7 separate regions of the Homo sapiens genome follow, and all the other regions are linked to region 1. A link is a loop called in an ENCODE intact Hi-C map of the cell type or tissue named here. Cell type or tissue: dorsolateral prefrontal cortex. All regions are shown on one strand. Region 1 overlaps ZMIZ1 (zinc finger MIZ-type containing 1). Region 2 overlaps ZMIZ1-AS1 (ZMIZ1 antisense RNA 1). Region 3 has its middle 140 kb from the start of ZMIZ1-AS1. Region 4 overlaps LOC105378379 (a long non-coding RNA gene). Region 5 has its middle 310 kb from the start of ZMIZ1-AS1. Region 6 has its middle 310 kb from the start of LINC00595. Region 7 has its middle 210 kb from the start of ZMIZ1-AS1.

Evidence for each region. Hi-C counts contacts between places; a loop is a spot of excess contacts. Peaks named below come from ENCODE experiments on the same cell type or tissue, not always from the same donor. Only the 100,000 strongest peaks of a DNase experiment are listed, where the experiment ranks them.
Region 2: a loop joins it to region 1, with 6 times the contacts of the local background. A loop is called at or near these places in 56 of 110 quality-filtered maps.
Region 3: it touches region 1 in a loop (3-fold over the local background); 23 of 110 quality-filtered maps call a loop at or near these places.
Region 4: it touches region 1 in a loop (5-fold over the local background); 40 of 110 quality-filtered maps call a loop at or near these places.
Region 5: a loop joins it to region 1, with 2.8 times the contacts of the local background. A loop is called at or near these places in 9 of 110 quality-filtered maps.
Region 6: a loop joins it to region 1, with 2.5 times the contacts of the local background. A loop is called at or near these places in 6 of 110 quality-filtered maps.
Region 7: a loop joins it to region 1, with 3 times the contacts of the local background. A loop is called at or near these places in 43 of 110 quality-filtered maps.

Annotation. Positions count from the first base shown.
Region 1 is chr10:79,193,461-79,197,460 of GRCh38, reverse strand. All of the region lies in intron 4 of ZMIZ1 (zinc finger MIZ-type containing 1), which reads right to left. Among named protein-coding and RNA genes, the nearest start is that of ZMIZ1, 130 kb to the right of the region's middle. RefSeq lists an enhancer at 1,567-1,656. In dorsolateral prefrontal cortex, CTCF peaks have their summits at 203, 402 (motif pointing right), 1,647 and 1,851 (motif pointing right); DNase peaks (open chromatin) are centred at 420, 782, 1,870 and 2,250; H3K4me3 peaks cover 599 bases; H3K27ac peaks cover 1,442 bases.
Region 2 is chr10:78,973,364-78,977,363 of GRCh38, reverse strand. All of the region lies in intron 5 of ZMIZ1-AS1 (ZMIZ1 antisense RNA 1), which reads left to right. Among named protein-coding and RNA genes, the nearest start is that of ZMIZ1-AS1, 92 kb to the left of the region's middle. RefSeq lists an enhancer at 2,669-2,718 and silencers at 3,100-3,589, 3,760-3,829, 3,870-3,989. In dorsolateral prefrontal cortex, CTCF peaks have their summits at 2,426 and 3,271; DNase peaks (open chromatin) are centred at 2,553, 3,103 and 3,603; H3K4me3 peaks cover 1,607 bases; H3K27ac peaks cover 2,380 bases.
Region 3 is chr10:78,925,712-78,929,711 of GRCh38, reverse strand. No RefSeq gene overlaps it. Among named protein-coding and RNA genes, the nearest start is that of ZMIZ1-AS1, 140 kb to the left of the region's middle. In dorsolateral prefrontal cortex, no CTCF peak of the experiment used is centred here; no DNase peak of the experiment used is centred here.
Region 4 is chr10:78,655,779-78,659,778 of GRCh38, reverse strand. The region is part of intron 3 of LOC105378379 (a long non-coding RNA gene); the gene reads left to right. Among named protein-coding and RNA genes, the nearest start is that of LINC00595, 390 kb to the right of the region's middle. In dorsolateral prefrontal cortex, a CTCF peak has its summit at 2,032 (motif pointing right); DNase peaks (open chromatin) are centred at 2,028 and 2,848.
Region 5 is chr10:78,754,726-78,758,725 of GRCh38, reverse strand. No RefSeq gene overlaps it. Among named protein-coding and RNA genes, the nearest start is that of ZMIZ1-AS1, 310 kb to the left of the region's middle. RefSeq lists enhancers at 1-492, 493-1,131, 1,771-2,409. In dorsolateral prefrontal cortex, no CTCF peak of the experiment used is centred here; a DNase peak (open chromatin) is centred at 1,795; H3K27ac peaks cover 1,175 bases.
Region 6 is chr10:78,578,233-78,582,232 of GRCh38, reverse strand. No RefSeq gene overlaps it. Among named protein-coding and RNA genes, the nearest start is that of LINC00595, 310 kb to the right of the region's middle. In dorsolateral prefrontal cortex, a CTCF peak has its summit at 2,065; DNase peaks (open chromatin) are centred at 2,032, 2,408 and 3,223; H3K27ac peaks cover 2,234 bases.
Region 7 is chr10:78,854,952-78,858,951 of GRCh38, reverse strand. No RefSeq gene overlaps it. Among named protein-coding and RNA genes, the nearest start is that of ZMIZ1-AS1, 210 kb to the left of the region's middle. In dorsolateral prefrontal cortex, no CTCF peak of the experiment used is centred here; a DNase peak (open chromatin) is centred at 2,321.

The sequences.
Region 1 (4,000 bases):
CTGGGGTCAGGGACAAACCATGGTGTGGAAGACAAGGACACAGAGAGCCCAGAGCAGGAGCAAGACAGTGCCACCTTCAGCAAGGCCATCTCAGTTCCTGGTGCCAGGCCCCATCAGAGCCAAAGGACCCTGGTGGTCTCCCAGGCACCATGTGATACCCATGCGGCAGTGAAGGCCTGGGTCCCACGTGGGGGCATGGGTGAACACTGGTAGCCAGGGTTCCAATAGAGAATTCAACTTTCACAGCCAGCCAGGACAGGGAGACCCATCCCACAAAGGCCTGGGTTGGCTCAGCTCCTAGCTGGAGGAGACAGAAGAGAAGTACAAAGAAACCTCATGCCCGGCAGGCCTTCATCCTGCTGTCGGCAGGCCACTGCCCACCAGGACAAAGGGCCACCGGTGGCCCAGGCAGCCAGCAGGGGGCGCTGTTGACAAACCTAAGTGACCTGGGGGCCAGACCTGCACACTGTGGAGGTTCCAGGTGTGCTTCCAGGCCCTCCGTCCTCTCCCTCACTCCAGTGAGCACCCAGGTGTCCCCAGCCAGGATGGACTTCGAGTGGGCTTCTCTGGTTTCCTGGCCTTGGTTTCCCCATCTGCAGAACAGGATGCTGCAGAGGGGCAAGTCAGTGACCCATAAGGGTCTACCTCTCAAGAGGAACTTTCTCCTGACATTGTGTCCGGGGGCAGAGCCCGGTGGGCCTTGATAAATGCTTGTTGCCTGGAAGCCCCAAGCAGGCACAGGAGCTTAGATCCACCCAGCTGGCGACCACAGGGCTCAGAGGCAGTTCTTTTCTGTTTAGTCATAGCGGGGGCCCAGGTCCTGCTTTAAGAAGTTAACAGCAAACTGGGAGATGGGACTGTCCACCTTCGGGCTGGCCCCACGTGGGGTCACGGGCAGTCTTGTCTGGAGGCCGGCGGCTGGACTGAACTGGCTTCTGGACAGAAAGATTCCTGGAATATTAAGGGCCGAAGGTGCTTTCAGGTCCCCTATCTACCCGCTCTGCCTCAACTGGTTTTACTCTGAGGAGCCTGGGGCCCATCAGTGTTTTGTTCAAGGCCAAGGGGCACTGGGCTGGGTCCAGGTCCCAGGGGGGCTTTGCTCCCAGGCAGGGCTGCAGCTCACAGGAACCGAGGGGTGAGTGTCTGGGCTTGCAACACCTGTGAGACCCAAGGGTGGGTAGATGGATGGCAGGAGGGACATCGCAGACCACAGGGACAGCGCTGTGTCCTGTGTTTCTTAATAAAAGAACAAATGGCTAGCGGATTATGGAGGCACCTACAGGTGAGGTGACATTTTTAAACTGTTGAGGTCAATGATGGAGAACTGCGGTTACTAACCCCAGGAATGGAGGAGATGGAGGCTCCAGTCTCTGGAGTAAAAGGGTCAAAGGCCTAGAGAGCAAAGGGTCTCAGGCATAAAGAGAGGAAGGGTGCGCTGAGGGAGGCATGCAAGAGACAGCTTGTTGAGGGGCAGGCTGGGATCTTCCATTTGTTCTACACCTGCTATGTTCAGGCACCAGGCCAGGCCCTATGCAGTGCTAATTTTCTTCATCCTTAAAAGGCTCAGAGAGGTGAAGCAAATTGCCCAAGGTGACACAGCCGGAAAGCTGCTGGGCTGAGATTCAAACCCTCTACCTTTCCAGCTGTTAATGTGCTGTTCTTTGCACTCCCCATGACTGGCAGTCAGAGCTTCCTGGTAGTCCCCACCTCCGGCTGTGACTGGGCCCCAGGAGATGACCTTCTTGTTCCACCCAACCTGCCCAAATCCAGTCACTTACATCACTGGGCTCCCTGCACACCGGCCACCTTTGGGAGGTGACACGCACCTGGTGGCCAGCAGAGGTCGCCCTTCGCCACAAGAGCGCCACTCAGCTGGGCCGCTGCCTCCGCCTCCGGGCTCCTGGACTCCTTTAAGCCTTTACAAGTCGCTACAAATCCTCCGTGGCTGCAGCTCTATAGCCGGAGAGGCCGGGCTCCCGCCCAACAGATCACTGTCGGCCTGGCCCCAGGTGCACCCGTGGCCTCAGCCCTTCCTACTGCCCCTGAATGGGGGGTGAGACCAAGCAGGCTACCCCCATCCCGGCTCAGGACCCCCGCCATGTCTCCTGGTCAGAGCAGCCAGGAGCCATGCAAAGCTAATCAGCATGGGGGATCAGGACCCTGCTTTGCTGAGTGAATAGGGCAGAGAGCTGGACCTCCATTTCGCTGTCTGCAAAGCACAGGATCGGGCTGGCCAGCCTTTGGCAGCCTGTCAAATACCAGCCTCTTAGGATTCCCTGTGAGGAGCTCCGGCTGTTCAGAAAACACCATCCCCACAAGAGGAGAATGCCTGCTTTTGAAGCTGCAAAGCCTGTCCCAAGGCAGGTCCATGGGGAGGCTGAAGGCCCGGCAGCCCCGGGAGCTGTTCTTCCAGGGCAGCCCAAGGCCAAGACGCTGCCCCTTTCACAGCTCTGTGCTTCTTCTTGCACCTTACGCTTGGCTGGGCTTAGTTGGGCAAATGGAAGTTTTTGGATGGTAACATGGGGTCAGCTCGGTCTTCCCAACTCCCGTGGGACGTCTTTCGGGACCAAGCTTCCATTTACACTTCTCACCACCCAGCAGAGCGAGGGTGTCTATGCTTAGCGGCGCCTGGTGCAGAAGACTAGTTCAAGAAAAGTTAGCGGCTATTATGTATAGAGGGCTGCTTGGAGGATAGAACGTTGAGAGCTGAAAAGGCCTGGGAACACCTGCCTCATGCCCTCATGCAGCAGGGTGGGAAGCGGAGGTGGGGAGAGGAAGAGGACACGGAGGGCATCGTGAGCAGAGCTGGGCTGGAGCCCCTCTGACAGGTCCAAATAGAGCCCTGGATATCTCTGGGCTGCCAAGTCAGCAAGGAGAGAAGCATCTCAACGGTCTCAACGGCTGGGGGAGGCAAACAGCCCTCAGGGGGCTCCTCACTGGACACAGGGATGAGGTGCTTCTAGCTGCCCCACAGAAATGTGGAGCTCCACAGGCAGCTAGCTCCCAAGGGTGGCAGCCAACCGAACAGTCAGCTGTCCCAACACAAGTGTTTTATTTCCCACCTTTGAGGCCTCACTAGTTCATCAGTCCACATAATGCACACGCACCCAGAGAGAGGCGTCTGCACAGCACACGTGTGCATAGGCACATACACATGTGACCCCTTGCATACTTCACAGCAGGTATGTGCACATGCTGGATGCCAACACAGATGCACTTGAGCACACACATCTCATGACAGCTTGCACAGGCAAGTGGGGGTCCCCGGGGAGCTGTGTGAGCAGTGGTGTGCAGAAATGATTCAATCACCATGCACATCTGCAGCTTAGGTCCCCTGGGGCAAGCGGTGCCAGTGGCAGGAGTGGGCAGCTCTGCCTACAGCCCGCGAGCAGAGGCTGCGTTCCAAGACACAGCCAGAAGGGAAAGCCTAGGGGTCCAGAGGACATCCCAGACAGCCCCTTCATCAGCCTTAGACTCCCAAAGGGACAAACTTCATGAGCCCTGGGCTCAGCAATGACCTGCCAACCTGCACATGTCAGCATCAGTTGGGATCCTTTTCGGCCTGGCCCCTAGCCCTCACTACTCTCAGTCACATCCCTTGTCCCCAACGTGGGGCTGCTCCCTGCCTCCCGGACTGTGCTCTGAAGATCGCACCTCCATGTCTTTGCCTCTGACTGTCCCTCTGCCCGCAATGCCTGGACACCTCCCATCCATCAGGGTATGGCTCAACTGTCACTCTTTCGTGCTCTTTCTTGGTTTCCATCCCTATCCCCTCCATGTCGCTGTCACACACCCCCATCGTAGCAGCACTAGATGAGGGCTGACTCCTTGCAACTGTCTCTCCATCAGCTGGAATGTCTTCCAGTTACAGATCCCTTAGTCTAGCCCAGGGCTCCGTACTCAGCAGGTACTCATTAGATGGGTGAACAGGCAGGTGGACGCACGCCCATTGCTGGGTGTACATGAGAACCAGGGTGGTGAGAGCTGAAAAACCCATCAC
Region 2 (4,000 bases), 220 kb after region 1:
TGCTGTAGGCCAGGGAGAGATGGGCGAGGTTCCAGAGCGGGCCTGCCCAGCACCTCACTGCAAGGGTGGGCTGGCAGGCTGAAGAGAGACCTTCCTTACCCTCTGATTCTGGACAGAGGATACTCAGGATGGGTGTGGGGCTGTGTTTGGAGGCAGGGCAGGGGCAGCAGGTCCCACCAAAGGGCCTTCATATTTTGACGAAGCCAAGTGTCTCTGGGAATTGAGGTTGGCAGAGGGAGAAGGGTGAAGGTCAGTGAGACAAAGAACCCATGAGGGAAATGGGAGGCCGGCAAGCAGGCAGAGGACTTTGGGTTCATGTCCACGGTGCAGTTGAGACTGGAGACCTCATGTTGACACTGGCGCCAAATCTTCATGCTGTGGGCCCTTGCCAGCCTAAGCTTGCCGTGTAAAGAGTGTGGTTGGGTTGGCCCCTGTTAAGTCTGGCTGGGCGGATGAAGGGAAGGATGGGGGTACTAAGAAATCAGGGGTGCTGGTGAGAGGGTCATTCTGATGACCAAACCATTGGAGCAGTTGGAGAATGTGGTCAGAGGGAAAGAAGAGATGTTGGGGTTAAGATGGAAGAGGAAAAGCAGTTTCGAGTGGTGGCCTGGGATTGGGGGCTGGACTTGAGTAGGCTAGAGGGTCCCTGGAGAAGGGTGCTGGAGGTCCGGGGAGTCCAGGTATTGGATGGGTCACCCACATGGATGCTGAAGGCCATCAGCTGCTGGCAGACCTTGGACAGGGAAGGAGAGGCAGCGACCTGAGGCTGGGTAGTTCAGGAGCAAAAGATGCTGGCTAGGAAGGTGGGATCCAAGAGGTTGGGAGAGAGGGGAAAGTAGTAGAATCAGGAGGCATGAACCCTAAATGAGAAAAAAAAATCCCATTCTAGGGCAGGGTGCAGTGGCTCATGTCTGTAAACTCAGCACTTTGGGAGGCTGAGGTGGGCAGATCACTTGAGCCTAGGAGTTCGAGACCAGCCTGGGCAACATGGCAAGACCCTGTCTCTCAAAAAAAAAAAAAAAAAGAAAGGGTCTGATGGCCTCACAGTCTGGAAACACCCCTAGGGATGTGAAAGGGATGTGGGGATCTTGGGAACCACACAAGGGAGTGAGATGTAGGAACAGAAACAGCCGCCCCAGAGAGGATAGAGGAGATGGGTCACCAGCGGCAAAGCCTCCATCACAAGGCTGAGGACAGAGGGGGTGCTCTTAAAGGAAGTGGGGTCCCAGAAGGGCCAGTGGGGAGGTCTGGGAAGGAAGGTCGGTGAGGCAAAGCGCAGTGACAAGGGATATGACTAAAGGAGGGTGCACTGTGAGCTGTCAGCAAGGAAGCAGGGGTGGGTGGCATGGGGCAGGGTTTCCAAGAGGCAGGGGTCTGTAGGATGAGTGGGAGTTTCTCTGGTGAATACAGGAGGCAACGGGCAGGGAAGAGTGGTCAACAAGCGGGAATTCATTCGTTCCGCAGACACTCACTGGGGCTTCCTATGCTTGGGATGCATCAGTGAACAAAGTGGCAATCCTCACTCTTGTGGGTCTTACACTCTAGCTGGAGGAGGTGGGGGACAGAAAACATCACAAATACGGTCAGAGGTGAATTGTAGAGTGTGTTAGAGGGCCATGAGGCTGTGGCCAAAAGAACAAGCTGAACGGAGCCAAATGGAGTTGTGCAGGTGGAGGGGGCAGGGGCTGGGGGAGCCACTTTGAAGTCGCCGCATAGTGGTCAGGGCAGGCCCGCGTAAGGCTGGCACTCTGGGCCCATGTAGAGTTCCACCCAGTTTGACAGGAACGGCAGTGGGGCTGAGGATCTTGGGAGAGGTGCCTGTATGGTTACTCTGCTGGGTGGTACATGGGAAAATCTCAAGACAAGAATCTTCAGGTTGAGTGAGAAGGGATGGGAAAAGGAGGCAGAGAAAGCAGAAGAAAACCAATATCCACGGGCACCTGCCGAGGGCCAGGCATTGCCCTGGGGACGGCCTCTTGAATTGGTCTCTCCTAACCCTCAAGACAACCCTGTGAGTTAGGAAGGAATTGTTCTTATGGGTCCAGTTTATTTGAAAACAATAGCACCATCAACATGAGCTAATGCTTAGTGCTGTCCTGAACAGTTTGCCTGGATTTTCCTAATGCACCCTCCTGAGCTCCCATTGAGGCTGGTGTCACTGTCTCCACTTTCCAATAACAAGTCTGAGGAAGCTGGGAAGTGTCAGTGCAGTGGCCAAGCTCGTGGACCCCGCAGCCAGCCTGCTGGGTTGGCTTCCCTGCTCACCAGCTGTGTGGCTTTCGGCAATTCCTTAACCTTTCTGGGCTCAGCTTCCTAACCTGGAAAAGAGGAGAGTAAAAGCACCTGCTTTGCAGGGTCGTGGTGAGGATTAAATGAGGGAATATATGGAAAGCACGCAGAACAGGCCCCTGCACCTAGTGGGCGCTGTGCAAGGGTGCGCTGCTGCTATAGTACTATTCCTGCCCCAGCTCACTTAGGAGAAGGCTTTGACCTGGAGCCTGGTGGGACCGACCCTCGCCTCTTCCCGGCTGACACTTTGCTCTCTGTGGTTCTGGACTTGCAGAGCCAGGCTGGGGAGGAAGGAGCTGTGTGACTCCCACCGGGCCTGCTCCTTTGCGGCAGGCATGTGACATATTGTGGCGTGATGTGTTTTCCCCTCATGGTGCAAGACGTGACTCAGAGGGGCATGCTGGGGAAATGAGTTTCTTGGATTTGCCCACCTCATCGCCCCTGCATTCTTTTGAATTTCTCTGAATCAGACTTTATATCTGGCTCTGCCATTCACCAGCCTTATTTATGCAGAAAACAGCCCCACATTTCCAACTTGCTCCACAGCAGTAAAGATTCATCTTTGGCCCGGGGAGGGTAGCAAAAGAGAGGAGGGAAGGGGAAAAAAAGGAAAAAGAAAGAAAAAGGAAGGAAGAAAGAAAGAGCCAGCAACAATCAAAACAACCTTTTTCTCCCTGTGTAATCTGGGCGGCTTCCAGGAGGATAATGTCTTTCCACCGTGGATCGCCCCCTCCCTCCCAGGCTGTTTTCACAGGAAGTAAACCCTGGAGCATTTTCAATGTGCCCCTCCAGGCAGAACAATGAGGCCCTTGAAGCCTCGGAACCCGCGCTTCCTCCAGTTATCCGGAGCCGCGCCGCTGAGGGGAGCCATCTCTGGGGAGGGGGCAGGGGGGAGGGGCGAGTCTGCAGGGCGTTGCGGAGCCGCACGAGGGAAGCCCATTAGTCAAATAATAGGTTTGGATCCGACTGTTTTGCCAAGGTACCCGGCATTTACCCGCTCCCCGATTGGGGGCGGGGAGCTGGGAGGAGGCAGCGAGGATCCAATTACGGCTGCTACTGCCCGGTCGCCGGGAGGTGGCGGCGGGCGGGCCGGGCCGGGCTGGGCCGGGCGGGGCCGGGAGGAGCGGGGATCGGGGATCGGGGATCGGGGATCGGGAGCGCAAGCCTCGGGCCGGCCGGCCTGGAAACACCGCGCCCCGGCCCCAGCCCCGGCCCTGCGCCCCGCGCGGGCTCCTCCCTCCCCACCGGCTCAGCTGCCTCATTGTTTATTGTGGAGCCTGCCTCTCCCCTGCCCGCCCGCCCTCCCGCTCCTTTCTCCCCTCCTCCCGAAAGAAAGAAGAGCCAGTGTGTGGAGAGAATGAGTCATGAATAAACAAACAGCGTGGGGGGAGCTGTCACTCTCAGCTCACTTCCTGGCCGCGCTCCGCTCCGCGACCTCCTGGCGGGGCGCAGAAGCCAGGCTGGCCGAGGTGGGCGGCGGCTGCTGGGGCTGCTGGGGCGCGCGGCCCAGCTCAGTCGGGCCCCTCCGCGGGGCGGGACTGGGCTGGGCTAGGGTGCTCAGGACCCCAGTTCCCAGGCCTGTCTTTGACCACAGCCCTCACAAGCCTCAGGGCCCTTAGAGTAAGCGAGCGTGACATGATGTCCCCAGACTTGTATGGCCGTGTGAGCCGAGGGCTGTGGGCCGGACCCTTGGGTTGGACAGAAGCCATCT
Region 3 (4,000 bases), 270 kb after region 1:
TAGAAACAGGAAGCAACCTCAACCAAGGCCAAACTTGTCCATCCTTTTGAGCTCTGCACAAAGTCCTCCTGGGACACACCTTCTTGTCAGGCCTCCAGTCTTGCCTGCCCAGATCCCTTACTCCCTGGAGGACTGGCCTGAGAGAAGACAGCCCCCCAGCACTGGGTCCCTGTGCTCTTTAGCAGGGACAACATGGTCAAGTTTTGGGCAGGTCTTGGGCTGGGAGGCAGGGCATCTGTTGTTTGGTCCACCTCTGACCTGCCATGTGACTCCAGGAATGCCACTAAACCCTCTATTGAGGACAATTTCAATACTGACCATAGGTGGTCCGGATGCACCAGAAGAAATTACTGACATGGGCAAGTTTTGGAAAGTAATGTTATGCAAAAATTTAAAAACTGCTCTAGACATTTGATCAGTTGCTAATTCCCTCTCACAGTTTTTCTACTGATCACTTTCCTTATCCGTGAAAGATAAGTAGTCACAAAACCACTTGTGGAGCTCCTACCATGTTCTAAGTGCAGTGCAAATATCATCCTAACATGGGTGGTTTTTACAAGAGAAGGGACCAAGGCTCAGGGAGGTCGAGGAGGCTCTCCGTTTCATGAACATTGATAAAGGCCCTGCCATGGCATTTTGTTAGACTCAATGCTGGGATTTTGGCCCAAGCCTGCCCTTACCTCCACACAGTTGGGAGCCTGGTGTGACACAAGGGATCCAGCCTGGACTGTGTGCATCCTAAGCAAATGTTTTCCCCGCCGCATTGCTTGCTTGCTTATTGCAGACGAGATTTTTTCTGTGACCAGGCAGGGGCTTACAAGGGCTCTTCCTGATCTCTCCCCAAAGATGCAATGGAGTCCCACATCTGTAGCATGCCTCCCTGCAGCACTCAGCACTTACCCAGGCAGGCCGGAGTTGACCAGCCTTGGGTGCAGGCTCAACTCTGTGTTGCTTTTCTGCTCCGGGCTCTGCCCTGCAGTCCACCCAATGCTCATGCCATGCACTTCTTCAGCTCCAGCAGCTTCCATGGCTCCCAGGGGCTGTTGAATTCAGTCGGCCTCCTCAGCCCGGGGTCCCAGTCATCCTCAGTCTACCCCCACTGCCTTCTCTATTCTTTCCCAACTCTTCTCCTTGTGCCATGGACTCCCTGCAGATCCTGTGGCCACTGTGGGGCTCTCTTTGCCCATCAGGAGGGAAGGGCCAGATTTTCTCTCTTTCAGGTGTCTGGGCTGGTCCTAATCCCTCACCTCTTCTCTTCCTGAACTCTCTTCTCTGCCTCACCTCTTCTCTGCCTGAATCCATCCTTTGCCTGGCTGGTGTGCACACTCCCCTGCAGAGCTTTCCCCAACTGCTTGGATAGGAAAGGGGAATGAGACGCCCCAGTGCTAGGAAATGGAGCTTGTGGGGCTTCCTTAGTCTGAGCTGGAGCTTAGGTCATGGCTATATTTTACTGATGTCTGTCTATCTAAAAATGGCATTTTCCCACCAGAAGAAGCATTTCATGAACCAAAGCACACACCAGAGGCTTGCTATTGGGGTCACGGTGAGACAGACAGTGTGACCTTGGAGGGGGATGTGGGAGAGGTCATGTTCTTAATCACAGAAACATAGGCCCCCTGCAAGCATGCAACACTCCTTTATGGAATACCTTTGGGGTTCTAGGCTGGGACTCCACTCCTGAGGGTCAGAAAGGACCCTGAGAGGGTCTTTTTCCTTAATGGACCTAAGGGGAGAAAAACTAAGATGACCTCTGGTGTGCCCCCATCTCACCTGTCCCTCATCTTACTGTCCTTGGAGACTTTTCTTTTAAAGGGAAACTGAGAGATGCACCAAAAGCCAAGTGCTGCAATCCTGACAACCTGGTTCATTTGTGCATTTGTTCATTTACTTACTAACCCATGTGACCGTGCACCTGGTGCTGTCTGCGTGCAAGCAGCACCCAGAGCTGCCGCGGGGGAACCAGGCCAAAGAGCCACTGCTCACTGGGTGTTTCAAGCCACCCATCTTTTGCTGGTCATTTAGGAGATGTGGACTGGCCTCCTGGTCTCCCTTCCTGGGGCTGTGTGGGAGCCCCCTCTTGTCTCCCAAAGGTGAGGCTCAGCATGCCTCCTTCAGGCTCTTTCTGCCTCCACCCACTTGGCCAGCCCCTGACCCGCTCAGCTTCAGTTCAGGGCCCATCCTCCCCTGGGCCTTGGCAGTGTCAGCAGCCAGACCAGTTGCCCGGGTTGGGGTGGCATTCCTTGTGGCATCCCAGAGGACTCCACCTGCGGCTGCTTCTGATGGCTCCTGGGAGGGCCCCATGGCTTCCCAGTGTCCCAGGCGGATTACTCATCCATCCCTGGAGCGTTTATTCCACCGATGCTTAAGAACGCCCTCTGTGTGCCATGCACTGCACTCAGGGTCTGCTCCCCAGGGAACTTGTGCCTCTTTGGTAACATCTTCTGGTTCCCAGTCTCTCAGTGTGTCTCCCTCACCACTGATTTCTATGCCATTAATACCTGGGGCTGGGGACCCACAACAAATACTTGCTGATGAAGAGAAGGAGGACATTTGGGACAATTCTCCCAAGGAATCAACATTTCAGCAAGGTCTTAAAGAGGAGTAGGAGTTTCTTAGGCAAATAAAGGACTGGGAAAGGCCAATCTGGTAAAGGAACCAGCATGAACAAAGGCTTGGGGTGGGGGAGTGGCTGAGATTTTCCGTGTGCCTTCAGGTGAGATGACAGCATCCTGGGAGAAAAGGTGCAAGGGAGATTGACAGCAAAGGGGGGGCCAGTTGGGGACCCTGCAGAGCCTTGAAGGCCCCACTCGGGGATTTGGACTTCAATCTGCTAAGGGTCACTGGGGGTTTTTCAGAAAGGGAATGACAGCATTTTATTTATTTATTTCTTAGGTGGGTTACTGTGGGAATGGGTGGAACAGAGACACAACTCAAGAATGACAGAGATAGGAGAATATTTATATATAAGTCTTGTAGAGCCTCTTTTAAGATTTACATTTAATAAATCCCTCAGTAGTGATAAGGCAGCAGCAAACCTAAAAACAGTAGGATGGGGAGAACAATGGGTTTTTAGATTTTCCTGTTATTTACCTACCATCAAAGAGGCCACCATCCCAGAAGGACTTCCCTGTAATTCTAGTGGCCATACTTGTGTGTATTTAGCTTTACTTTCCTTTTTGCTGTCTCAGACTAATTTGATTTTCTCATCTTCTGTCCATGCAGCCTTCAGAAGATAATTATTCGGAAAAGAAGTGTTGGTCTTGTGGCTTCGTTTATTAGAGACACAGCAGCTTTCCTGGGTAAATGAGACACCTGACTTTTGTAAAGCAAAGCTGTATGCAATATTTGTCACACAATTATGTGCACACGTTTAGCATACCTGCCAGGAAAAAAAAAGACTTTGGGGGCTCTAAAGCTTGCCAGGCGTATTTATGCATGTTACAGGTGTCATGCTTTTCCCAGAGTCCTTATCTGTTTTGAAGTCAGTGGATGCTAGAAGTGAAGTCTCTACCATCGGCATTTATTGGTTGGCATCTGATATGAGACATTATCAATCAACTTAAAGGACACTGCAAATACACACACACACATACACACGAGCATGCTCTCTCCCACACACCACTGCCTGGGACTAAACCTCAGGCTGATGATTCAACCTATGGGATGTTATTGCTGGGAAGGATTTTGAAATCATCTAGGCCAACCACTCATGTTAAAGATAAGGTAACTCGCTGTAGCCTAGAGAGGAGAAGGGACTCGCCTACAATTACTCAGCAAAGGGAAGGCTATCGGGAGAGACTTGAAACCACAGTGGCTAAACCCCATTCCAGCAAGTACACAGCCAGGAAAATTACATGATAGTAAATGTTCTTACTGGGCTGTGCCCTCAAGGAGGGCTGTGTTGTTTTTTGCAGGGTTCCAATCTAAGCTATGGATTTCTACTTTGGACAATGTTGGTTATACCACAATTCTTGTTTCATAAAAGGAGCTGAACACATCT
Region 4 (4,000 bases), 540 kb after region 1:
TAAATACTGCATGCAAATATTCTATATGCAATATGCAAATATTCAAGACATTTTTTACAATGTTGGGTTTTGTCCTTGTCCCTAAGGGAACATATTAATGCAAAGTAAAACACTCTGTTCAATTCTGCTGGTTTAGATGATGGCTCATTCTCCCAGGAAGCTCTATTTTATAACCTGGTGTTAAACTTCATTAAATACAAATACTCTGGAGTTTATCATCCTTTATAGGAACCTAAGCTTCAGAATTACAACATTTCAAAGTTTGGGCTCCCTTATGTTTTAGAAAAGTAGAAATAGACTCTACAAGGGGAAGTGACTTGTGAAAGGTTACCACATGAGCTAGAAGCAATTGCAACCCCAGGTAAGCTAGTCATGTCTAGCCTGGGGCCTTTTCTCCAAATCAGCAACTCCTCATTTCTTTTCTTGGAAACTTAAGCTCCAGCATGCTGAAGTGTTTGCTCTTGAATTCTCTTACCTCTGGAAACCAGGAAACTCGATGGATTTTTGTCTTCTCACTTATTTGAGAAGATGCAGTTTGTTGAAAAGAGAATATATGTCAACAATCTGAGTTGGGTGTTTTATGCCAAACAGAGGATTCAGCGTGTTTTATGCCAAACAGAGGATTCAGCATGTTTTAGTGGGATTTGAACTGGAGTCCAAGCTGGGCACAGTCCTCTCTCTTTCTGCAACTAATGAGAAAGGAAGTAAAACATGCTCGACTGTAGGCAAAAGTCTCCTTTCTGTTGTACACACAGGGGAACAGGTGCCAGGCCATGGCCCTGACAGTTATGCAAATCAGTTGTGCAGATTTTAAAAACAAAAACAAAGGTAAACTGACTCTATCTGAGCATAACATTTTATGCAACATGAGCATAAATAACAAGATTCTTCGCTTCTTACTCTCTGGTACTCACGCAGGTGACAGCTTCGGCAGCACTGTGGGCGGAGCCATAACAGACTGGAGCTTGTGGGTCCGGCTTCTAAAGTTGCTCCTCCTGTGACCTTGGACAAGTCACACTTCCTCCTGTCTGATACCTCATCTGCTCTGTGGGGGATGTAGCTGCTTGCCTTTTTATAAGAATTAAATGAAAGACTGGAACCAAACATTCACTCCAATATCTTATTGCTACTCCAGGGCAGGAACCAGGCTCAGTGCTGTAGATGAATGTGATGGTCCTTTGCCCACAAGGGACCCCCCCACCCCCGCTGTACTGGGCACTCTCACTCCAGATTCTGTAATAGGTGTGCTCATCACGAATCCCAGCAAAGTCCTTGCAAAAGAGCACAGATGTGCAATGCAGGCATTTGCGATTCACTGAGATGAGGTGTTTGTTCGTTCTGGGCCCACATCAGAGACCTGGGTTTTGCAGCCATTGTGTTCTGGGGTCCATGAGCTGAAGAAGGGATTCTGTGAGTGATAGTCTGGTTTGCTTGAGCAAAGATCTGAGAATCTGCCAGGTAAGGTTTCAGACAGATTCCTGAAACTATTTTTAAGAAGAAGCTACTCTAGTAGTAAATGCTAAGTGAGTGTGTCTCCAGTGGGCAGGTCCTGGGATTGGCCTCCAAATGTGACAAGGAGACTTCAAGAGGCTATCAGGGGACATGGTGTTACAGTTAACATAAGCAGTACAGTGTTAGAGGATCTTGAAAGGCCCGGGCCTCCTCACTTCTATGGTGACACCAGAGAAGGCAACCAGGTTTAGACATCTCAGAGATCAAATGGTTCTATAATCACCCCCAAAAGGTGGCTAGAATGTTTTCTTCCAACCTGGAAAGTAAAATCCTAAATTCAGAAAAGACACCCCCCCCACCCCCCACCCCCACCCAGAGGCATCAGAACAGAAGGCTTGGGATGGGCTGTAGATGTCATCTGGACCATGTCTAATGTTCCAGGTGAGGAAACTGAGGAAGGAGGACTTGCAAGAGGACACACAGAGAGTTAGTAGCAGGGCTGGTTCTGAAACCCGACAAGCTGGAGAGAGTCAACCCCTGGAGATTGAGCTCTCTGAACACCAGCCAGTAGGGGGAGCTCCGTCTCACGGGTGGTGCTCAGTGTCTCCTGGCAGGGGACAGAGTGCCCTGGTTAGAAAGTGGGTTGAAGGCGCATCTGTAAATCCAAGGCTGACAGAGGAGGCCCTGTTGTCCTATATTTCTCCTCTGTAAAAGCCCCTGCCCACCCACCCCAACGAGTTCCTCCTGGGTCCCTGGGAACCATGAAAATTGTCCTGTCCAAGTTGAAGGCATAGAAGTGCCTCCTGAAACTTGTGAGTTTGTTACTCTCGGCTGGAACAATGATGGAGCATTACCTGTCTAAGCACTCTCAGGGAGAGCATTGGCAGAGTGGCTTCCGGGTTACGGGGAGGTGGAATTCAGAGTGGGCATAGGAGGGCATTTTTAACCAGAGAAACGTGTCCATTCACCTTTGCAGACATTTACTGAGCACCTACTATGTGCCGGGCACAGGACTTTCACCATCCCAGACAGCTAATCAATGCCACGGCGGACAACCTTCCTTCTGAATGTCAGCCGCCCAATCCTGGGCTTTGTGCTGGCTCTCTTTCTTCCTCACTCTCTTTCTTTCTTTCTTAAGCCACCAACAAAACTCTGACCTCTCCCCACACACACAATGCAGGCAGTCACTCATGCATTAACAACCACCAGGCCCCAAAGGTCGTTTCTATGACAACCCCGGGGTCCTTAATGACCCTGGCAGGCCAATGATTTTGTTTTGTTTGAGAGTGAAGGAATAATAAGTCAGTCCAACTCGCTCGGGCGCTCGCCTCTCTCCCCGTCGCCCCCCTCCGCCGCCTCCGCTGATATACTGTTCATTATCTGGCTGCTGCATCAGCTCCAGAGACGGGGCGGCAGCCAGCTCTGAAAGACAAGAGCCTGGCTGCAGACAAAGAGCTGTAAAGGACCGAGTGTGCCCTGCATCCAGGGCTGCCCGGGGTTCATTAATTCCATTGCCCGCTAGAAAGGAGAGTGGGAGCAAGGGCCCTGGGGTCCTTGGTTCCTAGAGTCCAATGGCACCAGCATGAACCCCAAATCACCGTGCAACTCTTCAGAAAGAAGCGTGTGTAGGGCCCTGTTGGGAGACCTCTCTACCCAGGAGGTGTGCCCAACTCGCCGCCAGCCAGCACAGCTCCCGAAGGCGAGACGTATCATTTTAATGATGGGTTGAACAAGGCAATTAATGTGCAGCCCCACCAGCTTCCATATGGATCATCAGTAACTCGGGAGGCTGGGCCTGATCACCCAGACAAAGGAGGGCAGCATGGCGTCCCAGCTGATTCCCGTCCACTGGCTCCGGTGGGGCGTTGCCCTCTGGGTTCTCCAGTTCCGGATTTCTGGTTCTACCCTGAGAAACTTCCTGGGGAGGAAGCTTTCATTGTCTTCTGATCTTGGGGCAAATAGGCCTCCAGCTTGTCACATTAATTTTCAAACGCGATGTTCGGCAGCGTGGGATTTTGCTAGCAGACACTTGGAATTATTTTTGTTGTGTGTGCACAACTGAAATCCCCTAGAATAAGTCATTATCCTCTTTAAAAAAAAAAAAAATCAGCTCCTACTGGCTGCCTGGTGGCCCAATCAGCTGACTCATTTTCCATCTTTCCCTGAAGTAATTAGCGTTTTCATTTTTCCCAACCTGCCTATTAGATAAACTCCAGGATCCCATTCAGTGGAAGCACATTTTTGTGAGTTGACTTGCCTCAGCCTCTCCCCAAGAAACAAAAGAAGAAATCTGGAGAAAGGCACAAAGAGATGTGTGATTTAGGCTCCTGTTCTCTGACATGGACTGTTTATTAATCAAGGAGATCGATAAAGGGGGGTGTGCTGTGGCCAGGGTAGGGGGGCACCGTGGGTGGACACCAGCATCAGCTGTTGACCCTAGCACAATAATGGAAAAGGGTATTTGGTCATTCAGTAAACAGTTACTGAGCACAAACCCTGGGGTGCAGAAACACAGTGCTGCTTTTAACAGTGGCAGCACCCGCTCATC
Region 5 (4,000 bases), 440 kb after region 1:
TTGTTTGGGGACTTTTACACTTATTCCAGAACATGCAGTCAGCACCCAGTGACTATCTGTGGAAGGAGCGAACCAAGGAATGATGTCTCCAGCTCCAGTGCTCCAGAGTTTCAGATGTGGCTCTGTTTCATCCCCATCCTGGCTGCTCTGGTTCAGAGAACTTGGGTGGCAGACTCACTGCCAGCAGTGGGGAGCAGCCCCTGCCCCACACGGGCCCAGCCTCAAGGTCCCGGAGTAAGCACTTCTTGCTCCAAGCCATCTTCTAGAGAGATGGGAGACAGGGAAGCTAGGAGCTTCTACCACCATCTGAGTCACTGTGGATGGAGAGAGCCGCTGGAGAGACAGGAGTGCAAGGGCCTGGCGTGGCTCTGCAGCTCTGGAGACGTGGGACAGGCCACTTGCCTTTCAGGGGTGCTATGGCAGAGCCTACCCCGTTGGCCTTCTCAGCAGTTTGCCTTATGTCTAAAGCTTCCTGGGCCTGCAGCACAGGGTGCTAGTTTTGCCTATGGGGGCAGCCAACCCTCTACCAATTAGGTTAGAGTTGGTGGTGTACAACCCATTCCTCAGCGGGTCAGCCTGAGACATGTCCTCCCCAGCCTTGCAGACTGTCCCGAGGGGGAGTGAAATATAAAGATGACCTATTTACGAATCCATCCTTTACATGCTTGTCTTTGTTCACTGTCTTGATATCGGTGTTCCCACTGTGCCTCCACGGCCTCCTGCCTCCTGTGTTCTTGGCTCCTTCTCAGCCTGGCTGCCTGGCCCTCACCCTGAGCCTGGGGAGAAGTCAGGACCTTTCACTTGCCGGCTCTGGGTTATACGATGATCTTCTGTTCCCAGGATTCAGCCTTTTGCCTAACAGGAGGACCAGGAAGTGAGAAAAAAAATTAAACAGCTTTGGGCTGGCTTTGGGAGGAGTGGCAGGGAGCTCCCTCCAGCCTCCTGTGAAATGGGTGTGCTGGCTTTATATTTCGAGAGAATGCTGTCGGACGAACGGGTAAAGGGCTGACTCATCAGTTGTTAATGGCCCTAACACCCAGCATCTGCGAGCCCTCCTGGGACGTCGTCGTAGGGTGATTTGCTTTTCAGGGCTCTGACATCAGAGGCCTTGTCTCTGTCTGCTGGAGTGTGTCATGCTCTCGCTCTTCGCAGGAAAACTGCTTAATGCTATGGCAAAAGAAAAGTAATAAAATATTCATTTGCCAAGGCTAGAGGGTGGAAGCTATCGAATCCTCCAGGAGAAGGAGTCCTAAATTAAAGACACGCACAGACCCGGATGAAAGCACATGGCCACACAGCAGACATTCTTAGGCACACAGCACGTATAGGAAAAACAGCCTCCCATGTACCCAAAAGCATCTGCCTGTGCACACACAAAGCCCTGCGTGTGCAAGCACACATGTACCCATCACACACCTATGCAATACACAAGCCTGCACTAACGACACACCCACGTCACGATGTGAAGACACACGCACATTGCACAAGCCTGTGGAACCCTGCTCCATACACACACACGCACACACCTATACCTATTCCCTCACCGTTGTAATTAAAAGTGACATCTTCCTAGCTCATCTACTGGGGGCGGGAGAGCCCATCAAACCGGCCCTGACTTTTGAACAATAGCCGCCTGTCTGGCTGTCCCGAGGAAGCCTGGCTCTGTCAGGCAGAAAGCAGATGCCGTGCTGGGGGAAACAGGGGAAGTGTGACTCAGAGGTGAGTTACACAACTTGGTTCTGCCTGTCTGCTGTGCCCAGGAGGAGGATGGGGGAAGCTAGCAAATGGGAAAGCTGAGAGGCTGCTGCACTTCTGGAAGTTTCCACATCATCAGCCTGGAGGAGGCTGAGGCTCCCCGAGGGTGGCATGAGGAGGCTGCTGCGCTGTCATGAGCAGGAACACATGTGCTTGATCACATGGGGCGCCTTCCCTCAGAGGGAGGGGTGCTGTGGCTGTCACCTTCTCGCTAAGGTTATAGCCTTCCGCTGACCTGCTCCTGCCCATCTGGCCTGCTGCCACAGGGCACCACCACGCCTATGTAGACAACAGGTTGGCCCCAGGCTTGGGTTGTGGACACACAAGTTGGCCTGCATCTATAAAGATGCTGCCTACTGATGGTTCTAGAAGCCCTGACGGAGTAGCTTATAACTAGAGGATTGGTGCCCAGACCTGAGATTTTGGAAACGATCCCAGCTCACAGATTTCCTGAGAATGACAATGTCCTGGCTCCCTGGGATGTTTTTTTGTTTTCTGTTTTTTGTTTTGTTTGTTTGTTTGTTGTTGTTTTTTCATACCATCTATTCTACAAACATTGACCAAACATTGACTAAGGGCTAGGGCCTTGGGTAACATAGCTGGTTGCTGGAAGGATCTCACAGTCTGTGAGGGAGGCAGGCAAGGGCCAAAAGTGACTGCAATTTGCTCGTGGAGCAGCTGACTCTAACTGGTTTTGGAAGGTTGAGTTGGCTGGGTAAAGAAAGAGGTATGGATGTGAGTGGGTGGGAGATGGGAGGATAGGAGGGTGTCAAAGAGGGAGAGTTAAATTCTGAGGAGAGGAGTAGCATTCTCACAAAACTGCTTTCCTACACAGATCACTGTAGACCCGGGCTGGCAAAGTACAGCTCACAGGTCAAATCTGGTTCACTTTCTGTTTTTGTAAATAAAGTTTTATTGGAACCCAGCCATGCCCATTCATTTCTTATCTCCAGAAAACTTGAGTAGTCACAGCATGGCCCTCAAATCCCAAAATATTTATGATCTGAGTCTTTACAGAAAAAGTCTGTCTGTGTTCTAGACCCATCCATGAATTCTGGAACCCAACGCAGAATTCCAGAACCAATCACAAAATTTCTACAGCCTACTGTAGTAGTCCAGAATCCAGCATGGTTTTCTAGAGCTCCCTGGAAGAGTGACATTTGTATAGGGATTTAGAAGTTTACAGTGAGCTTTTGCATCAATTATCCCATTTAATCCTCCAACAAGCCTGTGTGAGGTTAATGGTAATTTTATCCCAATTTTGCAGATGAAAAAACTAAGACAAAGGGAAATTAAGGGACTTGCTGAAGACCGCATGGCTGGGAGACGGCTGAGGTCAGGCAGCCTGATTCTAACATTCCATGCTTTTTCCGCTGTATTATCCTACAGATGTTTCTCCGTCACACACTGCACTACTTAGCTGCCCTCCCTGACAGTCATTTCCCCCTTCTTTCTAACTCCCACTGCCACCGAGGAAGTCTTTGGAAGTCTTTTGTCCACTGTGGTGTGTTAGTGGGGAGACAGGGTTTGGAGAAGCATCAAATTTCCTTTCCGCATCTGTTTGCTGGTGCCCAGTGTACCCTGGGATGCTAACTAACAGTGACAGCTGATCTTCAATCGGCTGGCATGTGAGAAGAACCACTGGGTCAGGTAATTCCAGTTCACCTCTTCAGAACTGCATCCAGGAGGCAGCCCCGGGTGGCAGGGATGGTCCTGCCGGAGCTGCTGGGCACTCCTGTGGGGGATGTGATGGAATCTGCCACGTCCCTCACCTACCCACCCCAAGCAGGGGCAGGCACCCTGAACGACCCCTTCTGAACACAGGGCTTGCAGCCTCCTTGCTCATTGGTGTACACAGGAGCTGCTCTTAATGGAATTACACCTCATTTATTAGATACGAGGACCTAAGATGTGGCTGTGTTATATTAGGCGAATTCTGAAGGCTCCCACCCCTGGACACACACACACACACACACACACACACACTCATTTCCTGCAGCTCTGAGGGCTGCTGGCTGGAGCTCTGCATGCTGTGGGTAGCACATTTAACTCGATAACATATAATATACGATGGGATCATATTTAACAAGGAAAACAGGGCCCGAATGGACAGAGGAGCAGTGTGGCTGGGTTGCCATGGAAACCCCTTGTTCGGAATTTCCTGACTCCTAGGAGATTACATTTTCAACCTTAATGCTGTATTAACATAAGCTTTGGCACTTAATGTCTCTGTTTTTCACCTCCC
Region 6 (4,000 bases), 620 kb after region 1:
GCTGCTGCTCTTTGATAATCTATTCAACTCATTTGGTTCCATCGTTAATAGACAGCTGTGTATTCTGTGATGATTACAATATACATTAATCAAAGACAAGTTACGCTGAGAGTTGAAAATTACACTTCCCTTTTTCCCCTTTGCAGAAAAAAAAAGAAAATATTCCACCACTCAGTGACAAGGAGAAAGGTGCTTAGAGTCGCAGAAAACAAGCAATGAGCCTTTCTGAAAGCTCTTTCTGAAAACAATGACAATTTATCCTGAAATGTCACAGTATCATTAAAATTGTCAAAACAAGAATGAGGATCAGGGAACTGGGTTGGAAAAAGAGTGTCCATAACTTGCATAAGATTCTCTGAGGAGACTTTATCCTCCCAAAAAACTTTCAGAAGTTTCTAGATCAATGATCTTCCAGGTTCCTCTTGGTGTTAACCAGGTGTAATCTTACATTTAACCAGCACTGGAGGATCTTCAAAGTCACAAAACCAACAAAGGCCACTGGACACTTCTCCACTTAGTATTCAAATGAAATTCACCAAGTATTGTTTCTTTTTGCATCCCTGCACAGGACTGGGGCCACTTATAATGACACATAAATGTGCATTAGGAGAAAAGGAGTGAGACTAGTGGGAAGAAGGCCTTCTGGGCTTGGGCTCAGATCGCTTGATTTTTGGGGGCTAGGTTGGCCTTAAAGGCACAGAATTGCTTCACCTTTCTGAACGTCGACATTGCTATCTCAGCAATGGGAAGAGCAATATTTACCAAACAAAGGCAAATCAGGGACTATAGTCAGCAGTGGGGGTAAAATGCTCCATAGAGTGAATTACATCATACAAACACACAATATTGCCCCAACAAAGCAGCTGGCAAGGTGAGGATGGAAGTGTGAGTTCCACATCTAAGTGCAGAGCCTGGGGCCAAGGGCTTTGAATGTTGACTTTGCCACTTGCTAGCACTGTGAACTTTAGAAGCTTAACTTTTTTCTTCCTCGGTTTCTTCATATTTAGACTATGGTCATAATAGTACTTACCTCTTAAGGTCATTGTGTCTCAGGGACACTAGATTAATTCATATATGTAAACAGTTAGATCATGCCTGGACACAGTGGACACTGGGTGTTGGTGATCACCACTATTCACAATCTGCAGTGGAATAGAAAACTACATGCACAAAAACCGGGGGCTAAACATCATGTGTTACAGCAGGGACCACCTCTATTTTGTTCAATCCTCTCTCCCCTGTGCTTATCTGATGTTAGAACACAGGAGATCAGCAAAAATCCTGAATAAATGCACATCAAATGTAACCATTGACTAAGTGAACATCAAATATAACTCAGAACTTCACAGCAGCCCAGCAGCCAGAGAAAGGAGGCAAACATCTTGAGTCGTACAGTTCTCAACAGTTGATAAAAAGAAAGACATACATCCCATCATCAAAAGGTACAAAGTTTTTCCTAGTGCCAATTTATAAAAAGAATGTATCACTTGGGTCCCAGGTTGGTGCCAAATACTCTAATGGATCTAATGGATCATGTCTTCAATAGGAGTTAACTAGAAGATCCAGAAATTTCTTCATCTGACTTTGGGTAACAGCTGGACCATAATATTAACAAACATCTCAGAGCAGGACCTAAATAAATAAGGTCAGGACGGGTGGCTTCTTTGGTCACTTTCATAATATAAGGACCAAACTCATCCATCCTTAGAGTGGAGGTTCTTAACCCATTTTAGAGTCAGAGACCTCTTTAGAGAATCTGATTTAAAAATGAATAAATAAATAAATAAAAACCAATAACTAAAGCCTCTCTCCTAAGAAAAACATACCTGCTCTCAACATTTTGCATACAGCTATAGAGGGGTTCATGGATCCCTAAATCTCATTTATTAATCTATTAACCCGCTAGGCATCTATGAACTGAAAACTAAGAACCACTTAGAGGGGTGGCTGGAGAGATGGCCCTGAGATGCCGTGTGTGGAAACAGCCTTTCAGTGTGCAGTGGTGCAGAAGCGCAGCCATTGTTCTCCACTGTCTCAGCTGGGCTTCCTGCCAGCAGTTGGCTCCAGGCTGAGCTCTCTGGCAAGAGCTTGGAGTATGGATAGCCTCTTTTTCATTGAAGGACAGTCCACATAGTTTGGATCTAAATAGGAAAGTGGTTTAGACAACCGCCCTTTTCACCACCTTCTCAGGGAGTCAGGTCATGGGCCTAACCACCTGATGTCACCAACATCCTTTAGAAGCAGTTTTGGAGGGTTCTCATGAGCTGCAGGTGTGAGGAAGACCCTTCCAGAGCAGGAGTACCTCATCATCATGGGTCTCGGCCATGGAGAGCCATGCCTTAGAGAGACCACGACCTTTCTGGCAGCAATGGCTTCTGGTATCCCTGCCAGAGAACTGGGCAAAGCTGCTTCCAGGTCCCTGGGGAGATTTTCTTGATGAGAGAATTGCTAACTCTCCTCCTGGATGTGGGACCCGCAGCTGCCAAAAACAGACCAGTTTGGATGCGATACAAATTTTCTGCCACTCTTTCTGAGCAAAATTAGACAGTATGAGAATGCTGCTTTTGGTCCTTTCTGTAACACTGGGTGATATTGGCAACAAAGCAGAAAAGTGCCTGCATAACGGCACAAAATGCCTTTCTGGCCTCAGCAACATTCTTCTTCCCTGCCTCAACATATGCTCATCTCGTGCTCCAACTCAGGCACTCCCTACATGTCCATATCATCCCTTGGAATATGAGGCAGCTTCCATTGGTTTTAAGTACATGACATTCCTTTCACCTTTCAATACTCCTCTCAAATACGACCTGCTCTTTGAGCCTTATGGGGTATTCCCACCTAGGAGGCCCACAGCACATCCCATATCTGTTGGCCAAGGGCAACCGTGCTGGTTCATTAGAGCTGGTTCCTCATCCATGTCATGGGGACAAATGATGGCCCATGTAGAAGAGTTGTCACGAGGACTGTGTACCTTAGCATATGTAGAGTGCTTAGAACAAGGCCTGCTGCAGGAAGTCCATGAGTGCCAGCAGCAATGCTAACAATGATTATAGCCAATTAACATCCTGCAAGCACTTTCACGTCCTTTATCTCAGTGAATCATCATCTCAGGTCTCTGAGAATGACATTTGCAAGATGTTGAATCTGAGTCACCTAGAGGGGAACAACTTGTCCACAGATGCAGAGAGGAAGTGACAGGACCAAGGCTCCCCACGCAGCCATCCTCGTGGCTCCTACCAGTCATCACAGCGCCGTGTCTGGAAAAAGTGGGCCTCTGAAGAAGCACTGAATGGAAAGGGGAAAGCTGCCATGAGGGGAAGTTTGCATGTTCAAACTGCCTGCGTTTTACCAGAGGGAGACTTTGTGACAGCCTCTTTAACACCCTTCCTCACCCAAATACATTACAAACAATGTTGCCGCAGCAAATCTCAAATGAGTACATAATGATCAGCACTGACTACAAAGGTGTTACTGGGCCCACCAGCAAGTGACAATGTTATGAAAATCATCCCCTAAGAGAAGATGTCCCCATCCAACTTGAGGGACCAAAGAGTCACAGGGATGGAAGGACTCCAGGAATGTTCTCACAGAAAGGAAAACTCTAAGTCATGCTGGGGATGCTGCTGCTGCCTTGCAGAATGAGTGGGGCCAGAGACTGAAGGACCACTCAGATGTCTGTACCCGTAAACAAATCCTAGTCTCATTTCTAAAATCCAGAGCCCACCTCTACAGCTGCTTACAGGGGTCTCAGCTCTGTGGAGAGGCTGCTGAGGATCTTTATAAACCTGAGATGGCTGATTTCAGCATCAGTGTCTAGGGGAGGTGGGAACTTGGCTTTGTCTGGATATCCAGTCAATATTTATCTTTCAACTCATATTGAATTTAGCATGAAATTTTTTATTCCATACTACCTTGATTGGTATTTAATGAGGCATGAGTTGGATCTAAGAACCAAGTTAAACAACTTCTAGTTCTCTGGCCCAGGCCTATGTGTAGGGAC
Region 7 (4,000 bases), 340 kb after region 1:
CTGGCATAGAATTAGGACCGAGAGTCCAGAAATAAATGTTCACCTTTACGGTCATGGGTGCCATTTTCAACAAGGGGACCAGGATAACAAAATGGGGAAAGAGTAGTCATTTCAACAAATGGTGATGAGACAACTGATTTCCACATGCAAAAGGATGAATTTTTACCTCTACCTCCCACCACATATAAACATTAATTCAATTGGCTGGGCGCGGTGGCTCACGCTTGTAATCCCAGCACTTTGGGAGGCCAAGGCGGGTGAATCGTCTGAGGTGGGGAGTTTGAGACCAGCCTGACCAACATGGAGAAACCCCATCTCTACTAAAAATACAAAATTACCTGCGTGTGGTGGCGCATACCTGTAATCCCAGCTACTTGGGAGGCTGAGGCAGGAGAATCTCTTTAACCCAGGAGGCAGACGTCGTGGTAGGCTGAGATCATGCCATTGCACTCCAGCCTGGGCAACAAAAGCAAAACTCTGTCTCAAAAAAAAATTTTTCAAAATTGATCAAAGACCTAAATGTAAGAGCTAGAACTATCAAACTCTTGGAGAAAACATAGGTGTAAAACCTTCATGATCTCATATTTGGCAAAGTTTCTTAGATATGACACCAAAAGGACAAGTGACAAAAAAAGGAAGTTTATCAAAATTAGAAAATTTTATGCTGCAAATGATAACCATCAAGACAGTGAAAAGAAGACAAACAGAATGAAAAAAAATATTTGCAAATCGTATAGGATTGGTAAGGAGCTTGTCTTTAGACTATATAAAGAAGTCTTACAACTCAATAATAAAAAGATAACCCAGTTAAAAATGGGCAAAGGATCTAAATGGACGTTTCTCCAAAGAAGATACACACACGGCCAATAAGTACATGAAAAAATCCTCAACATCTTTAATCATCAGGGAAATGCAAATCAAAACTACAAAGAGCATTTCACACCCACTAGGATGGCTATAGTAAAAAAGACAGACAGACATCCTCATTGACAAAGATATATAGAGATTGAAGCCTTCCTTCATTGCTGATGAGAATGTAAAATGGTGCAGCCAGTTTGGAAAGCAGCGGAATTCCTCAAAATATTCAATATAGAATTCCAATATGATCAAGCAATTCCTCTCCTAGGTATGTAAGCAAGAGAAGTGAAAACATATCCACACAAAACCTTATGCACAGCAGCATCATGCATAGCAGCATTATTTGCCATAGCCAAACAAGTAGAAGCAATGCAAAAGCCATCAAATGGTGAATGAATGCATAAAATGTGGAATATCAACACAATGGAATATTATTTGGTAACGAAAGCAATGAATTTCTGATACATGCTACTACATGAATGGACCTTGAAAACATCATAGTAAGTCAAAGAAGCCAGTCACCATATATTGTACAGTTTCATTTATGTGAAGTGGCCGGAATAGGCAAATCTATAGAGAAATAGATTGGTGGTTGCTCAGGGCCAGGGGCAGAGGAAGGGGTGGTGAGGAGATGGACAGTGACTGCTAATAGGCATGGGGTTTCCTTTGCGGTGACAAAAGTGTTCTAAAATTGAACTGTGGTGAATGTCATGCCGCTGTGTGAATGTGCTAAGCAACATTGAATTGGACACTAAATGAGTGAGCTCTATGGCATGTGAATTACACCTCAATCAAACTACTGTGAAAGAAGTGGCAGGTCCTGGGGAGGGGCATCTCCTTTAGATGGGCCAAGTGCTCCTGGACCACCAAAGTCCCTACCTGGCTTTTCACCTGCTAAAGTTACCTGCCTGGTCCTTGTCAATGCCTGAGTTTGCAAACCTGGGATTAGAGGCTCACTGAGGACACTTCTTGGTCCTCTTTCCCAAAGATCTATGAAAGCCATTTTCTTTCCTCCTAAGAACAATCACCCTTGCTGCTGCTCACCTGCTATGCAAACTTGGATCCTTCCCTTCTCAGGGTCTCAGTTTCCCCAAGGGTGCAGGGAAGTTCTTGGACTGCCTGTCACTTAAAGCCCTTATAACCCTGGCCTTCTCTTTGGTTTGAGCCCAAGAGCTCCTGGCCCCCACTACCCCTTTTCCACCCTGTCTTTGCTAACTAAAAGCCTCCGCGGGCTTTGGTGGGTACTGTGGGGTGGGAGGGGCCTGGGGTTGGGGGTCAGCATGCATGTCACCTGCCTGAGAGGCCAGCTAGGTGACTGAGGGCATTCTGAGGGCACTATCCCACTTGGCCAGGTCCCATTCAGAGCAGAGCACTCCTTGGGAGCCAACCAGTTTCTCCCTGGCTACAGGGCCAAGCTGGCCCCACTCCATGAGCCGGGCCTTGTCACAAGATAGGGCACAGCTGTGAGGCCACTGGTGCAGCCAGCTGGGCTTCTTGGAGCAGAGCAGAGAGGCACCAGAGAGCTGAACCCTCCCCAGCAGGGAAGAGGACAGGGAAGGCAGCATCCTGCTCCCCACTGTGTTTCAAAGGACTTGAAAAGCCAAGTTGTGGGTGAATGGGAGGGAGCAAAGTAAAGCCACTCCATGAGCAAAGCTCTTACTGTGTGCAGCACTGTTCAAAGTACTTTCCTCCTCTGTCCTAACCTCAAGAGGAAAGTGCAGTTATGATTGTTGCTTTTCTTATGATCCCTGCCTCACAGGGTAGAACACAGAGGGGCATAGTAGTTGGGGATCTTTCCCAGGCTTCTCTCCAGGAAAGTGGCAGCGCTTGGATCTAGAGTCCACACTCCCTACCGCCCCACGGACTGAGGATTTTATTCAAACTTTCCCACTCACTTCTCCCCATCCCCTGCATTCAGAGGCTGGAGTGGCCAGGGATGGGTTTGTTTTCCAGTGGATCCATCTGGGGGAGATTCTTGAGGGAAGGAGATGGTCAGAGGGCTTGGTTTCCTGCTGAGACCAAGACCCCTTCAACTGAACACACTGTTGGCAAGCCCACCCTTGCGGGGTGACGCAGACGCTGCACCCAGGCAGTCTCAACTGTGCCATTTACTGTCTGAGGAACCTTGGGCAGGCTGCTTCACCCTTCTGACCCTGACCTTTCTTGTTGTAGTGATGCTTATCCATGGAGCAGTGAGGGTTAAATGCAATAATGTTTGCAAACCAAGTTCCCTGCAGCCCCTGGTAGTCAGAAAGCCCTTAACGCAGACAACAATCATAACAATGGCTATGGCTAGCATTTTACATGATGGTAAAATGCACAGGGAGCTGTCACTAAGACTGTGCTCCTGGTAGCACAAGACTGAAGAGACCCAGTCTTTGTCTTCACTGAGGAGTGGAAGGAATGAGCCCCTGTGGGCTGGCCCGCCGCTAGTTCAGCTGGAACATGGAATTCACCTGCCTGCCTCATCTCCCACTGCACCTTGGCTTCCTCTGCGCTGGTGTGTTCCCGCCCTGCACATGTGTTCCTGCCTCCCCACCTGTGTTTATGCTATTTTCCTTCCCCTCCCCTGGAGGGTCTTCCCTTCCTCACACTCCTAATGAGACACTTGTCTACAGCATCAGCAGTTGGGCTGATGGGCTCCACTGCACCATGGTTCGTAGCCTGTGTGTGTGTGTGTGTGTGTGTGTGTGTGTGTGTGTGTGTGTAAATGAGAGGGAATACTTGTCTGGGGGTAAATGAGAGGGAATACTATGGGCTGGAGGATCGAGTTGATTTAGGAGTAAACAAAGTCTCGCAAGGCATTCTCTAGGCCACAAACCCAGATGCCTAGAGGGGTCAAGCAGAGTTTTGCTATTAGCAAGGCAGGGAGGATAAGACACACAATAGGGAGTAGAGGGGCCTGTGGCAAAATAGAGGGCACAGACCCTGCCTAAAAGAGCAACTGCCACTATTTCCAGTTGATCCCCTGTGAGAAAGTGCCTCCAGAAAGGCTTGATATTTTAAATTTTCAGGAGGAAATGGAAATCTCTATTTCTATATAAAATGCACTGGTTTTTAAAAGCATTGCACAGGCCAAATAGAACTGTGCAATGCCTTAAAATTTTCACATGCAGGTCTAGGCTGCGGGCCATCAGTTTGA